2 separate regions of the Homo sapiens genome follow, and region 2 is linked to region 1. A link is an interaction called in ENCODE POLR2A ChIA-PET data of the cell type or tissue named here. Cell type or tissue: B cell. All regions are shown on one strand. Each heading gives the region's core, and the rest is flanking DNA. Links, peaks and the distances in the headings are about the cores only.

Region 1 (6,500 bases), core at 1,335-3,834:
AGAGATTCCAGAGTAGAGGTTGGCAAACTTTTCCTGTAAAGGTCCAGACAGTATATATTTTAGGCCTTGTGGGCCATATAGTCTAAGTTGCAAAGATTCAACTCTGTCATTATTATACAAAACCTGCCATGGGTGATACCTAAACAAATGAGCCTGGCTGTGTTCCAAGAAAACTTAATTTACAGAAACAGGCTACAGTTTGTCCACCTCTGTTATAAATAATATTGCTGATGTCACAACCTTCTCTTGTTAATGTATTTAATAGTGCTATTAATTTTAACTTTCTTAAATATAATTCACTCATATCCTTCTATTATGTTGAAAATGAAAATTATTATTTTATATAAGTAAAAAATTGAGCTACAAGAAATATTCTAAAATGGCCTGGGCGTGGTGGCTCATGCCTGTAATCCCAGCACTTTGGGAGGCTGAGGTGGGCGGATCACTTGAGGTCAGGAGTTCGAGACCAGCCTGGCCAACATGGTGAAACCCGGTCTCTACTAAAATTACAAAAATTAGCGGGGCATGGTGGTGGGCATCTGTAATCCCAGCTACTCTGGAGGCTGAGGCATGAGCCTGGCTTGAACCTGGGAAGCTGAGGTTGCGGTGAACCAAGATTGTACCACTGCACTCCAGCCTGGGTGATAGAGCGAGACTCAGTCTCAAAAAAAAAAAAAAAGAAGAGAAGAGAAAAATATTCTAAAATGGAGTTAGTACACTGAAAACAAAGGAGGTTTTAGTGTTTGACAATGAAAACTCAAATATAGAATCATTATGCTGTATGAGATAATAGAAAGTCATCTAAACAACCCATTTATTTCTTGCTAAAATTATGTCATCCACAAAAGACAGTAGTTTACTATTTTCTGAAAAAAGACTAGATTCCTATGGACTCTTAGAATTTTAAAAATAAACAAATAAGCACAGCGTAGTATAAAAGCCCTCAGTAAACAGATATTTAACCTCTCTTAGGGGACAGTGGTGCACATCTATAGTCCCAGCTACTTGGAGGTTGAGACAGAAGAATTGCTTGAGCGCACAAGTTCCAGGCTGCAGTGCACTATGACGGCCACTTACTCCAGCCTGGGCAACAGAATGAGACCCTGTCTTTTAAAACAAACAAACAAAAAAACTCTCTTAGCCTCAGTTTCTTCATCTATAAAATAGCAGGTAAACAAAATTTCTACCTCATAATGGTGTCAGGAGAATTAAATGAGTTAACAGAGAGGTATCTAAAACAATGCCTGGTTTATGGACATTTTTAAAATTTTTTTTAAAATAAGTATTCAATCAAAATTAACGTATTAGAACTTATTCTGTTCCATAATACATATTAAATCTACTTTTAGCCTTTCTTTGGACAATCAAAGTTATAGAATTCCCTTACTTATATTATTTTATTTTAACTTTTGTAGAGATGGGGTCTGGCTATGTTGCCTAGGCTGGTCTCAAACTCCTGGGCTGAAGCGATCCTCCTTCCTCAGCCTCCCAAAGCATTGGGATTACAGGCCTGAGCCACTGTGCCTAGCCTATGATTCCTTTACACAGCAACACCTTTCCTTAATGTTTTTGTTTGGTTTAAGATTACAAACGTGCTATGTTGCAAACTTCTTGCGTACTCTGAGAAGGCAAGGATGATGTGTTGCCCTCAGTATCTGCCATAATACCTAGCAGTATTTGGCTCATACTAGGCCCTCAACAGATTGTTCCTTGTTGAGTTTAAAATATGGTATTTAGAAAACATATACATATGAGTGAGAGAGCAAAAGAGAATGGAAAGCATCTAGCATGAATATAAAATTATCTCACAATTTCCTTATTTTCATTAAAATGAGGACAGTACTAATTCTCTGGCATCTGGCCAGATAATTTGTTACATAAAAAACAAAGACTCCAGGTGTCATTCCCCATCTTATTCTAATTACTTTGTTCTTCTTATCCAGGAACACTATGAAGTACTAGAATTATCTGCTTCTCACCACAATTGGGAAGTTTCACAAACTCAGTCCAAACCTGATAGATGATAGAAACCAGTCAACAACCACATTATGAGAATATTCATCTGGCTGATGGGGGAATGTCTCCCCAGCCAAACAAGGAGTGAGGACATTTTCCAGGGTGTAACTGAATTGCAAAGCCACTGCTGAATATTGTTATGAGAAACACGAATCCTTTATTACTCCATCTCCAGAGACCTCTAACAAGTATACTGTGACCAACTAGAGTGCAATAGAAAGGAAAGCACCACCTGCCAACTGTGTAGCCTCACAGATCATTAGATAAACAAGGGAAATATACACAATCATGTGTTAACAAAACGACAACATTATTTTTCTTGGCTTTGATAGCAGTCTCAATTTCTTTTATTTTCTCTATATACATTAATCATACACTGAGAAAACCAAAAATAGACTCTGAAGATGAAGTTGCAAATCACTAGCACTAAAATAGCCCTGGAGCTATAGAAAAAGGGGAAGCTTCAGGGTTTTAAGCAGTAACAAGGTGTCTCCAATGTTTCCCTAGGAGCAGAAACAAGGGCCAAGGGGAGCAGCTAAAGGTATTGTGAGGAGAGAGCCTACTCCAGGAGCCATTTTCCCACCAGATCGGAAGTATTTCAGTATTTTTACAGCAGGAATACCATACCACTGGACACCAGGCTGAGAATTAGTTCCATGTGGAAGTATTTTCTACATGGTTCTAAAATGGATCCACTCACCAGTGACTGAATTACATACTGGAAGCTTGTGCCTAGAGAATTCTGAAACCATATTTTTAAACTTCAAACTATTATCAATTTTTTTTTACATGTAAGAGAAAAAAATGTCCTTTTAAAGGGATATTTTTACATGTCCTTTTAAAAGTCACTTTTGCTACTTATATTAAGAGGTTCATTTCAAAGTGAAACATTTTTTTAAAAAAGGCAATAACACTCTCAATAAGCTAATCCTTTCCCATCTGGCTGAGATTCTAGGATATTTGGCTTCATCTTGTTCAGGGAAACAGAGCAGGTTCCCAGAACAATATGTTGCTAGGAAACCTTCCAAGCTTATTTATCTTGTGCTGTGGGGTGATACTGAGCATCCACCTGTGTGATTGGCACAATGTGAAAGAGGGGAAAAGAGTGGAGGAGGAAGAGACAGGAGAGCTGATATGAAACTCTTGTTATTTATGAGGTAATCAAAGAAAATAGATTTTCAGTTTTTAAACCATCTTTCAGGACAAACTTGATTTTATTTTAGAGAATACTGAATGGGATTCAGACGCTTGAAATTTTTCTTTCTGGAGAAAGAAATTTAAAAACCTCTTAGGTAATTAACATTTATTGTTCCCCTTTCAGGGGGACCGTCCCCACGGATGATCAAAGGTCAGTTCCTGGTCAACATAAGTAAACAAGTTTGTTTAAGATAAATTCCCCTACACTGCCTTGTACCTACTCCTTGCCCAATGCCTCAGGGTTACAGAACAGCTGCCTTCAGCTATTCTCCCCTGGGGCTCTGCAGAACCTTCTGACCTTTCAGAAGGTTTGCGTCCTTTCCCTATAGTTTTTCCCCACCGCTCTGACCGATCTCCCACAGTGTCTGCTGATACTTTCTATTACGTTTCATCGTATTCCACAGTGATTTCACAGACCCTCTAAAATGATTTCATAACCAGCAGTTTGAAGGACACTGCACAAAATGAAATGGGCTTTTTCATCTATTCCCCTGATGATAATACTCAGAGCGTTATAATTCTAAATCACTGGAGAAGCTTTATTAACTCTACTTATCATCAATACCCTCACCTGTCATTACAGATGAGAGTGGGTCCTTGTCAGCTGTTATCAGGAAATACAAAGAATACAGCTTAATGAATTTAAGGCAAAGGGGAGTGGTTAGGGGAATGGCGAGGGAGTGTTAAACAGTGACCTTCAATAACAGTAAAAGACAGAGCACAATAATTACTCATTTGCCTTACTCTTTCTCAATATTAGCCATGCTGGCCTCAGACGGAGATATGGGAGGGGAAGACTGAAAAGAATACACCCAACTTTCTTCATTCTCCATGTTTTCTCTCTTCTTCTCATTTGAGGTGTTTATTTCATATTTGTATATATGACTCTTTCAGACTGAATATATATTAATCATGTTGTATAACAATAATTATCGGAAGAATTTGCCTTAATAATGTTCATCTCACTAATCATATCAACCAGTGATATCACCCTATTTTGTATTCTTACTTTCATATCTTATTTTGAATACTTACTAATATTTGAATTTCACATGCATTAGTTCTTTTTTTTTTTTTTTTTGCATGCCACCCATGCCTAGCTAATTTTTGTATTTTATTTGAGATGGAGTTTCCCCATGTTGGCCAGGCTGCTCTTGAACTCCTAACCTCAAGTGATCTGCCCTCCTCAGCCTCCCAAAGTGAGTTATTTCTAATAAAACTTATTTTGGCCAGGTGTGGTGGCTCATGCCTATAATCCCAGCCCTGTGGGAAGTCAAGGTGGGTGGATCACTTGAGTTCAGGAGTTCAAGACCAGCCTGGACAAAATGGTGAAAACCTGTGTTTACAAAACATACAAAAATTAGCTGAGCATCGTGGCACATGCCTGTAGACCCAGCTACTTGGGAGGCTGAGGTGGGAGGATCACCTGAGCCTGGGAGGCTGGGTTGCAATGAGGTAAAATCATGCCACTGCACTCCAGCCTAGGTGACAGAGTGAGACCCTGTCTCAAAATAAAACAAACAAATAAAAACATATTTATTTGCTTACATATAAGATTTGGTTAAGTTTCCTGATTATCAAACTCAATCATCATTTTTTTTTTTAAGAGACAGGGTCTTGTTCTGTTGCTCAGGCTGGAGTGCAGTGGCGCAATCACAGCACACTGCAGCCCCAAATTCCTGGACTCAGGTGATCCTCCCACCTTAGCTTCCTGAGTAGCTGGGACTATAGGGGCACACCACCATGCCTAGCTTTTTTTTTTTTTTTTTTTTTTTTTGGTAGAGCCAGGGTCTCACTATGTTGCCCAGGCTGGTCTCAAAATCCAAGGCTCAAGCAATCTTCCCACCTCAGCCTCCCAAAGTGCTGGGATTACAGGTGTGAGCCACCAGGCCTGGCCCAAACAAGATCTTTGTACATTTAGGAGTTCAAGGGCTTTGTTTATTTAGGAGTTCAAGGGCTTTGTATATTTAGGAGTGCTTTTCAACACCGCAGATCTTAAACTTCGGATCATAATGAACAGAATAATAGAACTCTTAAATAACAAATTTGAAACTCACTGTAGTAACTTGAAAAGAACTTACACACAGAAAAGAGAAATAACAGAATACATACGTAAAGATTTTTCAAGTTGATCTATGCTCTGTAATATATATGGCATGATCTTTGGCATATTCTGACTTTATGAAATAGTATATTAATTTTGTGAAAAGTTGGTTTTGCATTTTAGTAGAGAAAAGACCCTGGGCACTACCAGTGTTTCTCAAGGTAAGATATTATTGGCATTTTGGGTGGAATAATTTTTGGTGTAGACTCCGCTCTCCATTTCTGAGCCCATGGCATCCCTGGGCCCATTTATGATTTCACCTATTAAATGTCAGTAGCGGCTGCCTGTCACTGTGACAAACAGGATGCCTACAAACCTTTCTAAACCAGGTGTGGATGTTGGGGGCTGGTAGGTTTGAGGGGTACATGCTTGAGAAGATGTGGGATTCATACTAAAAGCCTCTGAGCTAAACTATCAATAAAGACAAGAAGAGAGGCCTGGACCAGTGTGCAAGGTTTTTAGCACTGCATTGATGTATTCAGATGTCCACTTCCCTCTGCTTTGTTATTGGTTAGCAGTAATTGCCACTAAGTATGTAATTCCTTCAAGTCAAAAAATTTCCTAACAGTTTTAAGCCTATTAATTTAGAAAAATCTATATTTAATCCTGCCAGCAACTCCATGAGGGAAGTATTATTTGGATTTTACAAATAAGTTGAGGATAGGTAACTTGCCCAAGATCATACAGAAATGAAATCCAGTTGGCCTCCAGAGCCTGCCCTCTTTAACCACTTTGCTCTACTGCCTGGGACCAGATGATTAAAGTAAAGCTGCTCAAGAAGCTGACAGTCTAGACGTAGTGCCAAATATGTGTCTAGTTATCATCTAGTTTCATAAGCGCAATAACAGATATTTATAAAAGGTACAAAGATGATCAAGAAGAAATTTGTGGGACAGAGGGTTGGAGAGGGAGAAGCACCTCAGTGAGGAGGATTTTCATGATGACTGGTTTATGCAAGCTTCCTTGCCCAGTTAAAACACAGAGCATTTCTCCTGTGCTCAGTTTTAACATTGGGCCAGTCACTTGTAAGAGCTATCATTCAGGGTTTGATGAATCTGCTTCTGTAATTCAGAAATGAAAGATACAAAAATATTAATTTATGGATGCAAATACTGGTAAAGTACATCACTGTGTTTTTCTTTTTTAAAGGCTGATATGACCCAAGTTAACATTTTCAGAAGTG
Region 2 (6,500 bases), core at 1,625-4,124, 100 kb after region 1:
AATCAGTTACTGACAAGTCACCTGTGGGTGTCTCATTGTTATCAATATTATTAATACATATCATTATTAATTATATGTTGGTGTAGATATTATTGAAATTCATCAATCAGTTCTATATAGCAGTATCTGTGAATTTCAGAGATAGGAGGGTTATAAAGGGTTTTCAGATTCTTATGTATTCCAATCCATGGTTTATTGATGAATTTATTATCAAAAAGATGATAACTATATTTACTCATAAATATAAGATACAATGACTTCACAGAGTATTGGAATTGGCTTTAGAGATTATTATCTAATGCCTGATTTACAGCTGGGGAAATGAAAGCCTAAGTCTTAGACAAATGAAAAAGCAAAAATAAATTTCATTTTTAAAAATTAGGAAAATAGGAAATGGAGAGGGTAGCAACAGAAGGAAGCAGATACAAAGCCAAGAGAGAAAAATGTCTCTAATGGTGTGTGCAGGGTGTGACAAACCAAAGCGTCATAAATGGCGGCTCTCAGGCCCTGGGACTCATATAGAACAAGAACAAGGGAGGTTCTGGGTATAATTTTACAGCTCTGAACAAAGTCAGTACTTCCTATCAAGGGAAGTTGTTTCTAGTGTAGACCTGTAAAAGCAGACGACAGTGGGCAGACAGAACTTCCCTGGGGCAGTGGTAGAATTCTAGGTTGACATTTTATACCACTTGATTTAACTTGAGATGTTGTTGTTTGGTTGGGTGGGAAGAAGGATGTACTGAGCATATTTTACACTTGTAAATTTTGAAAGTTTTTTTCATGTGTTTATCCTGGGGCTTTTAAACCCAAAGGTCTAACTTTTTTTTTTTTTGGAGACGGAGTCTTGCTCTGTCTCCCAGGCTGGAATGCAGTGGGGTGATCTTGACTCACTGCAACCTCCGCCTCCCAGGTTCAAGTGATTCTCCTGCTTCAGCCTCCTGAGTAGCTGGGATTACAGGTGCGCACCAGCACGCCCGGCTAATTTTAGTATTTTTAGTACAGATGGGTTTTCTCCATGTTGGCCAGTCTGGTTTCAAACTCCTGTCCTCAGGTGATCTGCCCACCTCAGCCTCCCAAAGTGCTGGGATTACAGGTGTGAGCCACTGCACCTGGCCTCAAAGGTCTAACTTTAATATAAAATACATAAAATAGCAAAGTAAAAGGTATGTCCAGTAAAACAGTGGTTGACCTTTGGATGCTTCTGTTCAGTTTTAGTTGTATTTTAAAACTGTCCAGGTATTCCAATGTGTAATTGGTTAGTCTAATCTGAGAATATTTGTATGGGGCTAGAAGTATATAATATTTTAAAAATAAGAGCACAAGTTGTCTTACTTTCTTTTCTTTTCTTTTTTTTTTTTTTTTATTGAGAGGGAGTCTTGTTCTGTCACCCAGGCTGGAGTGCAGTGGCACGATCTTGGTTCACTGCAACTTCCGCCTCCTGTGTTCAAGCAATTCTCTGCCTCAGCCTCCCGAGTAGCTGGGACTACAGGTGCCCGCCACCACACCCGGCTAATTTTTTGTAGTTTTAGTAGAGATGGGGTTTCACCATCTTGGCCAGGCTGGTCTTGAACTCCTGACCTTGTGATCCACTCGCCTTGGCCTCCCAAAGTGCTGGGATTACAGGCGTGAGCCACTGCGTCCAGCTTGTCTTTCCATTTTAACTGGCCAACTGAAAAAGCTACGCTCTGCCAGTACAAACAAAAATAAGTCATTGCATGAACACCAAGCCATCATTAAAAATAGGCTTAAAGAAACTTCAAATACTAAAAAGTAGTTTATATAACTTTACCTTTTCAAGTGGGACTTCAGTTAAATTCAAGAGAACACACAAGTTGCTAAGTGCTTTCTATGTACAAAGCAGAGTGCTACACATCTGGGGTAGCAGAATGAAAAACTCAAGAACTCATATTTCTGTAAATAGTCTATAGTAACAAACTGAAATTTCTATACATAATAAAAATAAGTGAGTTAATCCCACATTCTCCACACACACAAAAATACCTTTTAATCTAAATCCATTTCAAAATTTCTTTGACTTGAGACTTTCTTTTCAAAAACCTGCTTTAAACAGGCTCTCAAGAGCCATGTCTTTGTTTAATAGGGGCAGAAAATGAGGCCCATAGAAGTGGAATGCTTACTTAAGGATCCTATGAAATCACAGGTGGAATTTAGACTTATGTAAGAGCTGGACAGGCCCTCTGGAGTCCTCTAACTTAACTGCTTATGTCAAAGGCCTGGTATCACATAGCTATTCAGTGGCAAAATTAAGATGTGTAGCAGCCCTTCTGACTCTTAAGCAAAGGCCCTCATGGAAACTAAAACCATGTCTTGCCCTTGGTTTATGTCTAGGATACAGTTATTCCTAGTGTTCCACAGAGCACAACTGAACTCTTGGAGCTAAATAAGGTGGGAAGAAGCTTCCTCCAGTGTCTTTCAGACTGGGGAAGCTCTAAGCTTGAATGGGGCCATCAGAGTGGTGGTCTACCTGGCTGCCTGGTTCAGATTTGCTATGACCCTCCAGAACAAGGCAGAAAATAGATTGGTCTCTACTACTAGAATATATGACCTACGCTCAATGGTAATTTGACTTCCTACACTTAATATAAAATCAGGTTCCTGATTTTATGTAATTTGTTCTTTATTGAGAATATCATAGGGAAAATCTAACTTGAAAAGGGTTTACATAGGAAAGAAAGAGGGAGCACTAAAAAAGGCATTTATGGGCTGGGTGTGGTGGCTCACTCCTGTAATCCCAGCACTTTGGGAAGCCGAGGCGGGTGGATCACTTGAGGTCAGGAGTTCGAGACCAGCCTGGCCAACATGGCGAAACCCTGTCTCTACTAAAAATACAAAAACTAGCCAGATGCGGTGGTACGTGCCTGTAATCCCAGCTACTCAGGAGGCTGAGGCAAGAGAATCACTTGAATCCTGGGGGCAGAGGTTACAGTGAGCCAAGATCACTGCGCTCCAGCCTGGGTGACAGAGTGAGACAACGTCTCAAAAAAAAAAAAAAAAAAAAAAAAAAAAAAAAAAAAAAAAAAAAAGCATTTATATTGAGTCTATTGCAGTTATAATTTAAAAGGTAAAAGTTTTTTTTTCAAATTCACTGGTGGAATCTATAAATCTATCACTCATTTCCTGCTTGCTTAGGCCCTTAAGGGTCTAATTGATTTCCTGAGCTGAAACTAGGTAATGGAAAATACTTAGAATAATAATCATCCAGTGAGATGGGCATTTGGCATCTATGAACCCAAAATATATTCTTGCTCATAATTCCCTTCAGTAATTTATATGGTTTCTAAAGGAATAATCTCACCTTTACAATGAAAGGTCTTCGCTTAATAAAACACAGTAAGGCATTTCCCCTAGTGTTTTATGAATAAGGGCACGCCTCTGTGACATTCTCTAGCCTCAACACCTATGTAATATAAGGCCTGGAAGTGTATTACCTGCTTTCCTGCCAAACTATTCATTCATGAAGTCAATGAACAAAAAATAAAAACAAAAACATGAGGTCAATATTATTACTGTGACAAATCTGAGATTTTCATATTTAAGTGATGGAAATCTGTTATTTAAGCTTATTATACCACCTATTTGCAATACTGTCCCAAAGCTGCAGAGGCCCAAATTAGTTAAGGCAAACTACAGTGTGCTGATGCTGGATGTACTATGGGCAGCCTGCAATCTGACATTCATTATACTTCTCAAAGTCTCATTCCCACCAATTTCTTTATCACTGTGGACTGTACATCATTATTGACCATAAGCATTCCTCTGTCACATCTGTTGTAAGATGCAGGGTCCAAACTGTATTTAGCCTAGGAGAAGCATTATTCAGAATATAAACATGCCAGAGGAAAACTCCAAATGCAGAGAGAGCCAAACATGACTTTGAGGTGATCTGTACCATACTTCCCTTTCCTTTAGCAAAGCTCATCAAGAGATAGCTTAGAAAATAGTCTACCAGAGCCAGGTTTGGGCTTTGGAACAAAGCTAGCCTTTTTGTTTTTTTTGTTTTTTTGAGATGGAGTGGAGTCTCGCTCTGTCGCCCAGGCTGGAGTGCAGTGGCGCCATCTCGGCTCACCGCAACCTCCACCTCCCAGGTTCAAGCAATTCTCCTGTCTCAGCCTCCCGAGTAGCTGGGACTACAGGTGTGCGCCACCATGCCTGGCTAATTTTTTGTATTTTTAGTAGAGACAGGGTTTCACCGTGTTAGCCAGGATAGTCTTGATCTCCTGACCTTGTGATCCACCTGCCTCAGCCTCCCAAAGTGCTGGGATTACAGGCGTGAGCCACTGCAACCAGCCCAAAGCTAGCCTTTGAAATGAGACCTAGGTTTAAGGAACTCAGCTCACACAGCTCACTTATGAGTTATATATAACTCTGAAACCTAAGCCCAGAAGATTTCAATTTCTTTTAAAATAATATCTGTAAAATATGGTTTATACAGAAAATAAAGCTCAGTATAATATATAATTTGACTAGATGATGTCAATCATGTTTTACTGGATGTTAAAAAAAAAAAAAACAACCCAGCCTCCTTTCTTTCAAGTGGCATTCTTATCATATTATGCAAATTATTACCTTTTTATAATTGAGACACCAATCAGTGATAAAGCCATTTTATGTGTTTTGGCACAGAGCATTAATATAATTTTTGCTACTCTAAATGCCTCAATCCACAACAGAATCAGCAATAATGCAGTTTCATTCCTTTTAGAAACATTAAAAACAAAACAAAGCAAAATATTTAATTTCATTTCCTAAAGATAAATAACAAACTTCTGCTAAAAATGATCAATATTATCTTTAAAGAAACTTGATTATCCTAACAATATAGAAACATTTTTCTACTAGTGATACTCCTTTACAGTCATTAAAATCAGTTGTTTAAATTTTTCTTCATGGGTTCTACTTTTTTTTGTTTTTATTTTTTTTTTTGAGACCAAATCTTGCTCTGTCACCCAGGCTGGAGTGCAGTGGCATGATCTCAGCTCACTGCAGCCTCTGTCTCCTGGGTTCAAGTGATTCTCTTGCCTCAGCCTCCTGAGTAGCTGGGATTACAGGCCCATGCCAACACGCCCAGCTAATTTTTTTGTATTTTTAGTAGCGATGGGGTTTCACTATGTTGGCCAGGCTGGTCTCGAACTCCTGGCCTCAAGTGATCAGCCCGCCTCAGCCTCCCAAATTGCTGGGATTACAGGTGTGAGCCACCATGCCCAGCCGAGTTCCACTTTTATCACAGATAAATCTTTTTATAATACACTGCACATAAGGCAGAAGCATTCCTTGACCTCAGCAGGCTTACAACAAGTCCCTGAAGTCATCTAAGAAAGAAAAAACTGGACCATGTAACTTACTGGCAAAAAGAAAAAGCATCACAACTCAGTAACAGAGAGTCACAGTCTTATTGCACTTGATGATGGATGCTATGGACTCCTGATGCTGACTTGCAGCATTTCTGTTGTGTGCTTTTCTACTCAGAATGTGAAGTGATGGGAATCACAGAAGCAATTCCCCACACTCTTGAATCCTCCGACACTCTTCAGAAACCTTAACCAATATGTTTCTTCTCTGTGGTTCTCAAAGTTACTTTTTTCAGGTAAAAGTTTACAAAAGTACTATCAATTAAATAAAAAGTAAATAATAGCTTTCCACACTGTTAAATTAAAAGAATTAATTGAAAGGTAAGTTCTAGTGTATAGCAACTTAAAAGGTAAACTACCTTTATTCAGTCTTGGATAAAACTGCCAATGGAACAAAATTGGGTTAATTTAAGTGAAACTCTAGAAAAACTAAGGTAGTCAAAGAATTCCAGTGTTACTTGATTGCACTATCATATCAGAAATTTCTCTCATGACCATTTAAATCCAGGTCACATAAACCCAGGAATTTTTAGAAAGGTAGGAGTTAATTTCCTAAGACATCCAAAGAAAAGGCCAGGTGTTGTGGCACACATTGTAATCCCAACACTTTGGGAAGCTGAGGTGGGAGGACTGCTAGAGCCCAGGAGTTCGAGACCAGCCTGGGCAACCACAGAGAGACTCTGTCTCTATCAAAAAAAATTAAAAAAAAAAAAAGCTGTGCATGGTGGTGCGTGTCTGTAGCCAAGCTACTCAGGAGACTGAGATGGGAAGATTGCTTGAGCCTGGAAGGTCAAGGTTGCAGTAAGTGGTGATTGTACTCCAGCATGGGCGACAGAGCAAGGCCCTGTCTCAAAAAAAAAGAAAGAAATGGCAACTTCTTCATTGAAAATACAAGATTATTTAAAACAGAAATGCTAAAAAATTGCTTCTAAAGACTGAGACAGATATAAAAAATTCATTCTCTGCACAATTGGAGAAAGTAATGAAAAGACAGCAGAGCATATTCTACTTATGGCACCAATGGAAACGATGCAGCCTCTGGCTGACACATGACACTGTTCCACCGGCTCTGCAGCTTCTTTGGCACTACCCATCACACCCAGACTGGAGGGAATATGGCTCCCATCTCTA

What was found. Peaks named below come from ENCODE experiments on the same cell type or tissue, not always from the same donor. Only the 100,000 strongest peaks of a DNase experiment are listed, where the experiment ranks them.
Region 2: POLR2A ChIA-PET joins it to region 1 with 8 read pairs; 2 of 35 experiments call an interaction of 5 or more read pairs at or near these places.

What each region holds. Positions count from the first base shown.
Region 1 is chr1:174,950,830-174,957,329 of GRCh38, reverse strand. All of the region lies in intron 19 of RABGAP1L (RAB GTPase activating protein 1 like), which reads right to left. It overlaps RABGAP1L-AS1 (RABGAP1L antisense RNA 1), which reads left to right and starts at 3,069. Exons shown (of 6, transcript NR_121196.1): 1 at 3,069-3,173. In B cell, for the core only: no CTCF peak of the experiment used is centred there; a DNase peak (open chromatin) is centred at 2,529; H3K4me3 peaks cover 743 bases; H3K27ac peaks cover 2,064 bases.
Region 2 is chr1:174,851,260-174,857,759 of GRCh38, reverse strand. All of the region lies in intron 19 of RABGAP1L (RAB GTPase activating protein 1 like), which reads right to left. Among named protein-coding and RNA genes, the nearest start is that of RABGAP1L-AS1, 100 kb to the left of the region's middle. In B cell, for the core only: no CTCF peak of the experiment used is centred there; no DNase peak of the experiment used is centred there.